Linked DNA regions of Homo sapiens: region 1 is linked to region 2. Evidence: read pairs that join two places in POLR2A ChIA-PET (ENCODE). Cell type or tissue: CD4-positive, alpha-beta T cell. All regions are shown on one strand. Links, peaks and the distances in the headings refer to the core of each region. The heading gives the core; the rest is flanking DNA.

Region 1 (5,382 bases), core at 71-5,070, 90 kb after region 2:
AGTGACAGCTCTAATGCAATAATACATGATTCTGTCTTGGGCTCCTTTTGCCCCACTGCAAGCATCACCTACATTTATGTAACTCGAGGAGCCCACAGAAGTGTTTTTTTTCTAGGTGATGTCTTTTTTTTTATATGTATATATCTAAATAGAAGAATGGCTAACTTAAATTTTAAATTTATCTCAACAGATAACCTGTTTGATGTCTTGACAGGCACCCTACTATGAATATATTATATGTCATCATGGGGAAAAAAAAAAAGGTTGGGGTTTGAAGCCAGAGCAACTTGGACTTTGAAGTCTGGGTTGTAGTCATCACTTGTGACCAGGCCATTGTTCTCTCAGACAAGGATGTGTCTCTCCTTGCCTCCTGTTTCACCTTCACTTACCTAACCTCCACACTGCAGCCAGAGTGATTTGTCTAAATCATCCCTCTGTGTAACAGGCTTTAAAGTATTCCCCTTTTGTATATTCCAAGTTTTCTGGATTTGTCACCGGTGAGCAGTGACTATCTGGGCTGGTGGCATGGGGGTAAAAGAATTTACCAAGACAGCTGTAGATGAAGAAAGGCAGATTTATTAAAGAAAATATGAAAATAAGTTGCGAGTTTGCAACAGGCAGCTGGTAAGAGAGGAGCCGACTGCAAGAAAACAAAGGCTTGCTGGGGATTTTATAAAATGGTGTTCATGCTGTATGCTGAGGAGGGCTTTGTGCAGTGCTGATAACGCCAAGGTTGCAGTGAGCTAACTTGCAGGTGTCTGGTGATAAGTTAGGTGCAGGAGGGCTATATGTGCTGGACCATGGAGAGAGGTGGACTTATAGCTGATCTGCTTTCTTCTTTTTTCTTTCCCCTGGTCCCACCAGCCTGACTTCCTTTCCCTAATTAGGACTCCACAGTATTGACCATGCATTTCTTTTACATTTATAAAAAGGCTAAGCATGAGAATGGATAAGTAAAATGTGAGGGTACACCTTACAGCAGTTAAGATGAATGAAGTATGTCTTTATATGCAGTAGTGAAGGTACATCTCCAAATCATTGCAAGGACTGAGAAGAGCATGTTGCAGGTGGGTTACTAATATTCAATATATGTTCAGTTTTGGGCATACAAAAGAGTAAAATAAGACTCCAGGTTTAAAAGGTCCAGTAGATAGTATTCCCTTTACTTGCCAGAGTTCAAAACCATCTCACTCCGGGGTCCTCTGGTCTAACTCTCTGTGTACTCTCTTAAAGGGCCCTTAATGTGGATTGAGGTGAAAAAAGGGCATCCCCTCCTATGATGGGATGAGGATGAGGAAAAGCAGAGCACCCCAGAAAATTCTTTCTTTTAAAAGAGAAAGCCAGGCTGGATGTGCTGGCTCACGCCTGTAATCCCGGCACTTTGGGAAGCTGAGGCGGGTGGGTCACTTGAGGTCAGGAGTTCAAGACCAGCCTGGCCAACATGGCAAAACCCTGTCTCTACTAAAAATACAAAAATTAGCCGGTACAGGTGGTGCAGGCACCTGTAGTCCCAGCTCCTCCGAGTCTGAGGCAAGGGAATCACTTGAACCCGGGAGGTGGAGGTTGCAGTGAGCCGAGATCACGCCACTGCACTCCAGACTGGGCAACAGAGGGAGACTCCGTCTCAAATAAATAAATAAATAAAGCCAAACATACATAGGCACGATGGTAGACTTAGTTGTCATCCATTTTGCCATGTGCTTGTCACTGTGTCTCAGGTCTCTTGTCTCTTTATTCTCTGGAAGAATTAATTGTAAGCCATTTCATAAAGCTTTTAGATGGGTGATGGGGTTATGTTGACCACTCATCCTCATGTCTACCACAGGATTTCTGTGCTTCAGAATATCCAGTATTTGATAGGTACTGCTTTGTAAGTGGTCTTTAGGGTTTTTTTTGGCACAAACTCCCAGGTGGTAGGAGATGTGAACATGGTTTTACACTTCATTAAGCCCCCAGGTAGGCAATGATCAGGCCCCACTATCATTCATCCAGAGCATGGGTCTCTGGTGCTTAGCCCTGCACTGGGCACTAAGACATTCACAAAGCCAGGCTTCCGGCTTTGGGGTTTTCATCAATGGTTTAAATTACCTTCCTAGTCAGCTCTCTGCAACTGTCCCTTATGAAAAAGCTAAGCCTCAGTCACAGGGTGACTCACCAGGATTACACCACGTATTTCCCCACTTTGAGGCCTTTGCTACCTATGTCCCTCTGCTTGTGGTGACCTTTCTTCCACCAATGAACACATACTCACCCCGAAGGCCAGAACGCCTTTGCTGATTCCCATTGCACCTCTCCCATCTTGACCATCAAATCCTTCCTCTGTGCACTGCTAACCCTTCTCCAAGGTTGCCAGGTATTGGATGTTGCTGGGCGCATGTCTGACTCTCCCAGTAGACTGGGAGTTCAGTGAGGGCAGAGGCCTTGGCTTTTTTCATTTACGTATTTTCTGAGATGCAGTGACTATCACATGCTGGAAGGGATGACACTTGAGTCCGCCATTGTGCCATGAGCATACTTGGCTCTTGGTACCTATAATTGCCGTTCCCCTGCTCCTTCTTGGGGTCCTCTCTTATCAAAGAGAGCTCAATTCATTTCTGGATCCTAGAGGGTTCTCAGGAAGAGTGACTATGTAGATGTGGTGGAAAGAGAACCAGCTAAAGAGGCCTGGGTTTGCCTCTCTCCTCTCTCAGCTTCCTGGGCATGAGCAAGCCACTTTTCCCTCTCTGGGCCTCAGTCTCTGCCTCTCAGTGGGGACTGCCACTCCCAGCTCTGAACATGTAAGAATCAGTTGCTGTTTACTGTGCTTCTTTCAAGTCAACCTCCCCTGTCTTTCTGTCTCTGTCTCTCTCTTTCCCCTCTGTCCTTCCTCTTAGGTGCATCATAAACCAAGAGTTTACAGTAAAAGCACAGGAAGAGCTGAGTGATGTGTTCTCTTCAGGAAAGTACCTGGTCCCCCAGGGAGCTGGGGGCGCCTCCAGAGCCCCTGCCTCCCGAGCTGTGGCTCCTGAGGACTTTCAGTGTAGACCTGGCAACCCAACCTTAGCCTTTGATGTGGCTCTGACAGTGCTCAATGCACAAGCAGCTCAAATTCAGAACCGTGGAAAGGCTTGTTGCTTTCTGTCACTGACCCTGGAGACTGATCAGAGGTTAGGGTGATGGGGGGACAGCCTGGGGGTCTCTCAGGGGAGTGGCACAGAGCATGAATCTTGATAATCACACACACATGATCCCCAGACTTCAGGTAGGACCAGCTTCTTCTTTCACTCAATCTCTCCTAAAGAGGAAACCAGACCTGCCCTTGTAATCTTTGTGCATCCTGAGAAGCCATGCGATGCCCAGAGGAAGTCCCTGAAGGGCCATCATATTGAACAATCAGCCCTTGAATCTTCAAGGGTGTCTGTGTTCTTATAAAAAACTGAGAAATCCTAAATTTGTTTGTTCACATCTTGTTTTTCTTGGTAGAAATGATGGAGGATTCTGAAGATGTGGTTTCAACTCATGGCTTTCATTCATTCATTCATTCATTTTCTTGGCAAACATTGGAGGACCTATGTTATGCAAGGCACTGTGCTGGGCATCAGGAATACAAAGGCTTTATATAGGTAGGTTGGTAGATAGACAGGGATAGATAGATAGATCAGTGGAGACGGAGATATGGATCTAGTTTTAGATCTATATCTATATCTTGCAAGGCTTAGAGTCTGGTAGTAGATGCAGGCATCATACAAATAGTGACACAAATAACTGTGGTAACTTGCCAGAGGGAAAATGATGGTGAGCCATGAACCTATAAAATGAAGGAATCCTGATTTATCCTGGGAATTAGGCAAGGTTTCCTGCATAGGGCCATTTGAGCTGAGTATCAATGGAAGGAGACCCCCAAACCTCCTGCTACCAACACTCATCAAACTAATTGTAATGTGGGTCCTGGAATTAGGCTGCTTGAGTTTCAGTGTCTCTACTAAAAAGTAAATAATTTTACAAAGTCATTGAGGACTTAGTCTCCCTCCTTTTACAAAGTCATCCAACCCCAACCCTAGAGTATATCCTTCAGCCTCAGGTCATAAGATGGGTGCTGCTCCTCCAGCCATCACAATTATTTTCCGGTGCAAAGAAGGGCAGGACCAAAAGCCAGAGGGGACATTTCGTTTCAGAGAAGTTAACCATGACCTCTACTCATTGAATATTACCTACAACTCACCGGGCAGAACTGGATCTTACAACTACTTCTATTTTCAAGGATGTTGGCGTGTGCACGTGCATGTTTTGTGTGCGTGTGTGTGTGTGTGTGTGTGCAGGGTTGGTAGGAGGAATTTTAAATCGAGTATTTTGCCTTTTTGAACCAAATCAGAGGAGACTGGGTGGAAACCAGCTCTGTCTGCCAAGGCTCTAGTTGACATTTATTTCCTTCATTTCCTTTTCATCACCTTTATCTTTTTCCTGCTCTTGGCAACACCGACTGAAATTACTTTTGGGAAATGAACGTGCTCCCAGATGGAAATTCCTGATGGTTTACCTTCTCAAACCCAAAGAATGAACCTTCAGGATTTTGAATCCTAAGCAGAAGAGACAAAGCTAGCAAAACAGTGGGAGTACATTCATTTCAAGGAATGGTCAGAATTATGCCTTCATTTTCTGCTTCTTAGAACCCTGGAACTGCTTGATTCCTGTTCTTTTCAGACGCAGACTCTGTGTTTTTTGTTTGTTTGTTTGTTTTTTTGTTTTTGTTTTTTTGGTTTTTTTTTTTTTGAGCTTTCTTTCAGATCCAAGGAGCTGAAGCCTCTGCTCCCTCTTCCTAGATGCCTCCAGTCAGAAGTACCTTCTTTACCCCTGAGCACCCAGCTCTTCACTCAAAGCTCAACCTGGTGCTCAGGTCGGTTGGCTTTTCCCTTTTCCGTGGTCGCCTATGAGTCTGTCCCCCCGTCCCACCCCCATCTAGTAGACTGTAAGATCCTTGAAAGCAGAGGCTGGGTCTAATTCATTTTAAAGTCTCTAGCAACTAGTATGGTGATTAGCACATGTGGTTTCTAAATACATGTTTATTGTTGTTGGTTTTGGCAGGCCCAGCAGGGTGCTGGCACTATTATAAGACAGAAAAGCAGAAGCGGGTCTTGGCCGTGGAGGGGCTCCTGACCATGTCTCTAGACCTCTTAGAATCCTACTAGCTGATGGAGTTAGTGACTTCTTATTTTTCAGGAAGTTTTGACTCCTGGAGCCACCTTTCCCTCTATATTACAACAAATGCTGCTGCTGCGTTCTTCTTCTTCTTCTTCCTCCTCCTCCTCCTCCCCCCCTTCCTCCTCTTCTCCTCTCCTCTTCTTCCTCTGCCTCTTCTTTTTTATTTTCTCTCTTTTTTTTTTTTTGAGATGGAGTTTCACTCTT
Region 2 (5,345 bases), core at 346-5,345:
AATGACTAGAATAGCATATAGATATCTCAGAGATAGGAAGGGTGATGGATTCTACAGCAAATATACCACACCTTGCTCAGAAAAGGGGTTCAATAAAGTAAGCAAAGATTTATTTTTTTTTCCTTCCATGTTCTCAGATGGCACAGGTAGATTCTGCTTTCTAAAAATTTCACCTTTCTCTAATAGGCATTCTTATCTCCTGAGCCCTGAAAATTCTTTTTTTCTTTCTTTTTTTTTGAGATTGAGTTTCACTCTTGTTGCCCAGGCTGGAGTTGCAGTGGTGCAATCTCGGCTCACTGCAACCTCCTTCTCCTGGGTTCAAGCGATTCTCCTGCCTCAGCCTCCCGAGTAGCTGGGATTACAGGCATGTGCCACCACGCCTGGCTAATTTTGATTTTTAGTAGAGACGGGGTTTCTCCATGTTGGTCAGGCTGGTCTCGAACCCCTGACCTCAAGTGATCCACCCACCTTGCCCTCCCAAAGTGCTGGCATTACAGGCATAAGCCACTGTCCCCGGCCTGAAAATTATTTCTAAGAAAAATAGAGGCTTTCAATGAACATTTCCATATTTTGAAAAGAACTGTTTTTTTTTTTCTTTTGTTTTGGTATGGCTTGATATCTTTTCCTTAAAACGGACTTATGTTTAAAGTGGTTTTCTTTGATTATTCATTTAAGAAATATGTATTGAATGGCCATCTACTATGTCCTAGGAATTGGGCTGGGCTGTGATTACCCAGTGCTAAATAAGATTGGTAGGGTTCCTGCCTTCTGGGAATTTGAATGTTGGAGAGGAATGATAGAGAGAACCAGGGGTGAAGGGTAAAGTGTCATGCAATTAACGATGGGGAAGCATGGAAGGTGACAGCAAGGCATTAAGTGAAGCCAGCAGAGTCAGGAAGACTTCTCTGAGGAGGTGACATTGAAATGGAAATCAGAACAATGATAGGAGTTAATCAGGCAAAAGAGTGTGACAGGAGTATCCTAGGCAGAAGGAAAATTATCTGCAAGCTTCTGGTGGCTAGGCAGAGCATGGAAGATTGGAGGAACTGGAAGGAGTGCAATGTGATTTGATCATAGAGCACAAGGAGGTGGGGCTGAGCACAAAACTAGAGAGACATTCAGGAGATAGATAGGGAGAGACCTGGTGGAAAGAGCTTAGAGTTTAGGAAGGCTATGTTCATAGTGACTGGAGCGTGGAATGTGGAGTTAGGCAAACTTGGTCTTAAATCCCAACTCTACCGTCCATTGACTGTGACATTGGCCATGCTCCTCAACATCGCAGACTCTCAATGTCCTTATATAAAGAATGGGGATAATGATGCCTATTTTTTTTTTTTTTGAGGAAGAGTCTTGTTCTGTTGCCCAGGCTGGAGTGCAGTGACATGATCTCAGCTCACTGCAACCTCTGCCTCCTGGGTTCACACAATTCTCCTGCCTCAGCCTCCCAAGTAGCTGTGATTACAGGCGCACACCACCATGCCCAGCTAATTTTTTGTATTTTTAGTAGAGACAAGGTTTCACTATGTTGGCCAGACTGGTCTCGAACTCCTGATCTCATGATCCGCCCGCCTCGACCTCCCAAAGTGCTGGGATTACAGGCCTGAGCCACCGTGCCTGGCTCAATGATGCCTATTTCGTTGGATTGCTTTGAAGATTAAATAAGTGAGTGCAGGAAAAGTCATAACATGTAAGAGCTTGATAAATGGTTATTATCACTATCAATTCCAAGAACAATCGGGAGATGCTATTGCTGTCTGGAGATGGGATTTATAAGGAGTAAGACTGGAGGCAGTGCTGTGAGTTAGGAGGTATTGAGAGTGGTGGCTGGAACTAGGAAACTGGAGGAATTAGTTGGGTGTTAATTGAGTAGGAAGTGAGAAGAAGGATATTCAGAGACTGAGATAGTCCTTGAGATTTGGAATGTAGGAATAGTGTTAAGTTCAGGATGAGTATGGTGGGGTTGGTTTGTACATAATGGTGAGGTCAGTTTGTACATGTTGTTATTATATTCATGAGGAATCAGTTGCAGAGAACAGACTTCGCGTTAGCTTGTTTGGCAGGAAGGGGTTTATCACAGGGTGTTAAATGGCTTGTAGAATTGTCAGGAGGTCTGAGGAAACAGAATCGAGATTGAGCTTTCAGGAGAAACCTATAATGCGACTCCTAGGAACTGGGCTGCTATAGTAGCTGCTGTCTCTTCAATAATCTTGCAATCAGGAAGCCTGCCCCTCTAGAACCACAAAACTGCTGCCGCGAACAGGAAACCACTACAATCAGGAAGCCGCTACTGCTGCCGGGCTCCAGAACCAGTGCACATCTGCAACAGACTACATCAGCAGAACGGATGCTTCTCCCCCACCACCTAGGCTCACCCCAACTACTAAGCTCGTATTTGAACATGAAAACCTCTGCAAACGAAGCTGCAGAAAAACCAAACACCTCCACAGCTGTCCTTGCTAGCTGGATGGACAAACATTCCAAAATTCTGTCCATTTCAGACTAAATAATACTAGAGCCTGAGCTGCAAAAGAATAAGGAAAGTATATTTTTAGCATTCCAACATGTGGAGCAGGAGAAGGCACACTAGAATAGTATTTTGGAAATGTGGGTTGTGACTTAAGAGAGCATCATAAAATCAATTCAGGTCTTCACAGTAAGTTATTATTTTTTTTTTTTTTTCTTAGTCCTCGTTGGCAACATGACCTTTCTTCTTCTGGGTCATGGTAGAAAAAAAACCTGGAAAGTCATTATACTATACATTGAGTGACAATCTTCCATCGCAGAGTTTCAGGGGAGAATTGTGAGAAGAGCCCATGAGGAATACAGACATTTGATCTTGGGGGAGAAATCTTCTGGAGCTGTGCTTGTCCTTCATGCTTTCTGGTGTTTGTTTACTCTCCAGGAAGAGAGCTAGATCCAGGGAAGCCCCAGAGTGCATTGAAAGGCATGTTTCAAACCTATGCTAATGAGGGCTGATTTCGCAGTGGCTTGGCAGAGCTGTAGCACATACCATGTTGGATTGTAAACTGACCTGGCACTCACTGGCACTTGGGATATGTGTGTTGAATGAATGTACAGAGCAGAGAAGTACTTAGAAAGTATGGAAGGAGCCATTCAGATTCCAGAGACTAAGCTCCAGGTCATGAGCTCTGATCACAGAGGTGTCTAAACCCTCGCTAGCCATGGTTAACTCAGTGTCTTTGTGACACCATTTATAATTTTCCAAGAGTATTTTTGCTGTATAGAAAAATGGCAACTAGGGGTGGGAGGTGTGCAAGAAGAAGATGTGCTTATTGTAGCTTTGTGTGTAACAGCAAAAACCTAAAAGCAAATTAAATGTTCTTGCATAGAAGAATGGACAAACTATGGTATATTCAAACAATTAAATATATAGTAGTTACTCTACAATAACTCTACTATCTAATTCCTTCTCAGAATCTCCAGTCACATAAAGGATGGCTCAGAGAATAGCCTAGTGCCCTAAGAGGTTTTGATGTGGACAAGAACTAAAAGGAGGAAGTGCTGAGGGAAGCTGGCAGAATCTGTCAGACAAGGGAGCCTCCCACAATTCCAGGAATACCACTTATTCTGGGATGGAAGGGACAAACCCTTAAATTAAGAGGATGGAGAAGTCAGCCTGTATCATCTCTAGAACACTCCTGAGAGATCTGCCAGGCTTGATGGAAGTCCCATTGGTTGGAAGCCCAGCAGGGAGCAGACACTTGCGAAGTCCTCGAGTGTGGTTAGTGAGAGAGCTGGCATTTGAGCCCAGTCTCATATTCCAATCTCCATTATTTCCCACCAGCCTTGATAGGGCCTCCTATAGCCTTTCTGCAATTCCTCAGGTCACGTCTTTCCAACCTTACTTTGGACAGTCCCCACATTTGGAGGTTTCCTCTGCTCTTCCCTGCTCTCGCCCCGGTCACTCTGGGATGGTGATTTGAATGTGAGACACAGGTGGTCTCTATCCTCTATAGACTCAGTACATGGTCAATATATGATTCAGAAAAGGGTTAGAGGCCAGGTGTGGTTGCTCACGCCTGTAATCCTAGCTCTTTGAGAGGCCATGGTGGGCAGATTGCTTGAGGTCAGGAGTTCGAGATCAGCCTGGCCAACATGGTGAAATCCCGTCTCTACTAAAAACGCAAAAATCAGCTGGGTGTGGTGGTGCGTGCCTGTAGTCCCAGCTACTCAGGAGGCTGAGGTAGGAGGATCACTTGAACCCAGGAAGGGGAGGCTGCAGTGAGCCAAGATAGCACCACTCCACTCCAGTTTGGATGACTCTACATTGACTTGTTATGTTTTTGTGAGCTCACTTACCATCTTCCTCTACAAGTTCTGCAAGTACACTGAGTGTGTGTGTGTGTGTGTGTGGTGGGGAGGTGGGGTTCAGAGGGTAGGAGCAAGGGAAGGAGCTCAAGTTGAGTTTTTACCAAAGAGGCATATGTTTTAGGTAGCCTGAGTTCCCAGTTAGATAAATTATTTATTTTACTTGCATAGATATCATTTTACTCATGGAGTATCATTTGCTCATAACATTCCCAGGGGCTGGTTAACCCTCAAGAGTAACAGAATTTAGTTTTAAACTTCCTGGGTTGCCTACTCCCTACATATCTATCAGTTGAGTTATTAATGATTATTCTCTTTTTTTGTTTGTTTGGTTACATTATTCATTTAAATGATGTACCCCTTGTGTCTTTAGGTGTTGGCTTTCTTAGCATTGCTTGACAGAGACTGAGATTAGAAACCACTCACAGTGCAAAAGTCAGGTACCTCTGCTCAGAGAACAGTTGGTGAAAAATGAAAATGGAATCTTTCTCGAGTTAGAATGTGAGATGGCAAAAAAATTGCTTAGTTAACACACAGTTGGGTTGCATATACCTTTTCAAGAATGCATGAGTTGGTTTAAGCAAGATTCATTTGTCCTATGCAGTTAGTGTGTGACTCAAATGCCAGCCATTTCCCTGTTTTTTTAGCCTTGAGTCTCAAAGTCTGTTTTGTTTTTTACCACAGACCATTTGGCTTGCTGAATTCAACACCTCTTCCAATGCCTGCTTCTCCCAAAGAATCTACTCACAGAAAGAGTTAAAGAGAAATGTAGACTTTACTAAATATTTCATAGAGGAGACCTAGGAGGAGGTTGACACAGCACACTGCTCAGCAGATGACTTAAAATTTTCCCTTAGCCATTTTTGTTCTCTCAAGTCCCTTTCATCCATACCACCACTGCTGATTTGTTCTTTCTTTTTTTCTTTTAAATCTTTTCTAGCTTTCCTTCTGACAAACTTTGCTGGAGTCCTACTCCTTTTCTCTCCTTCTTGAGAAAAATGCAAATTTTGCTCCAT

What was found. ChIA-PET counts read pairs that join two places held together with the same protein. Peaks named below come from ENCODE experiments on the same cell type or tissue, not always from the same donor. Only the 100,000 strongest peaks of a DNase experiment are listed, where the experiment ranks them.
Region 1: POLR2A ChIA-PET joins it to region 2 with 5 read pairs; 4 of 35 experiments call an interaction of 5 or more read pairs at or near these places.

What each region holds. Positions count from the first base shown.
Region 1 is chr9:114,986,998-114,992,379 of GRCh38, forward strand. No RefSeq gene overlaps it. Among named protein-coding and RNA genes, the nearest start is that of TNFSF8, 59 kb to the left of the region's middle. In CD4-positive, alpha-beta T cell, for the core only: no CTCF peak of the experiment used is centred there; DNase peaks (open chromatin) are centred at 2,164 and 2,984; H3K27ac peaks cover 1,239 bases.
Region 2 is chr9:114,896,682-114,902,026 of GRCh38, forward strand. It overlaps TNFSF8 (TNF superfamily member 8), which reads right to left. Exons shown (of 4, transcript NM_001244.4): 4 at 4,464-5,345. Among named protein-coding and RNA genes, the nearest start is that of TNFSF8, 31 kb to the right of the region's middle. In CD4-positive, alpha-beta T cell, for the core only: no CTCF peak of the experiment used is centred there; a DNase peak (open chromatin) is centred at 2,280; H3K27ac peaks cover 2,362 bases.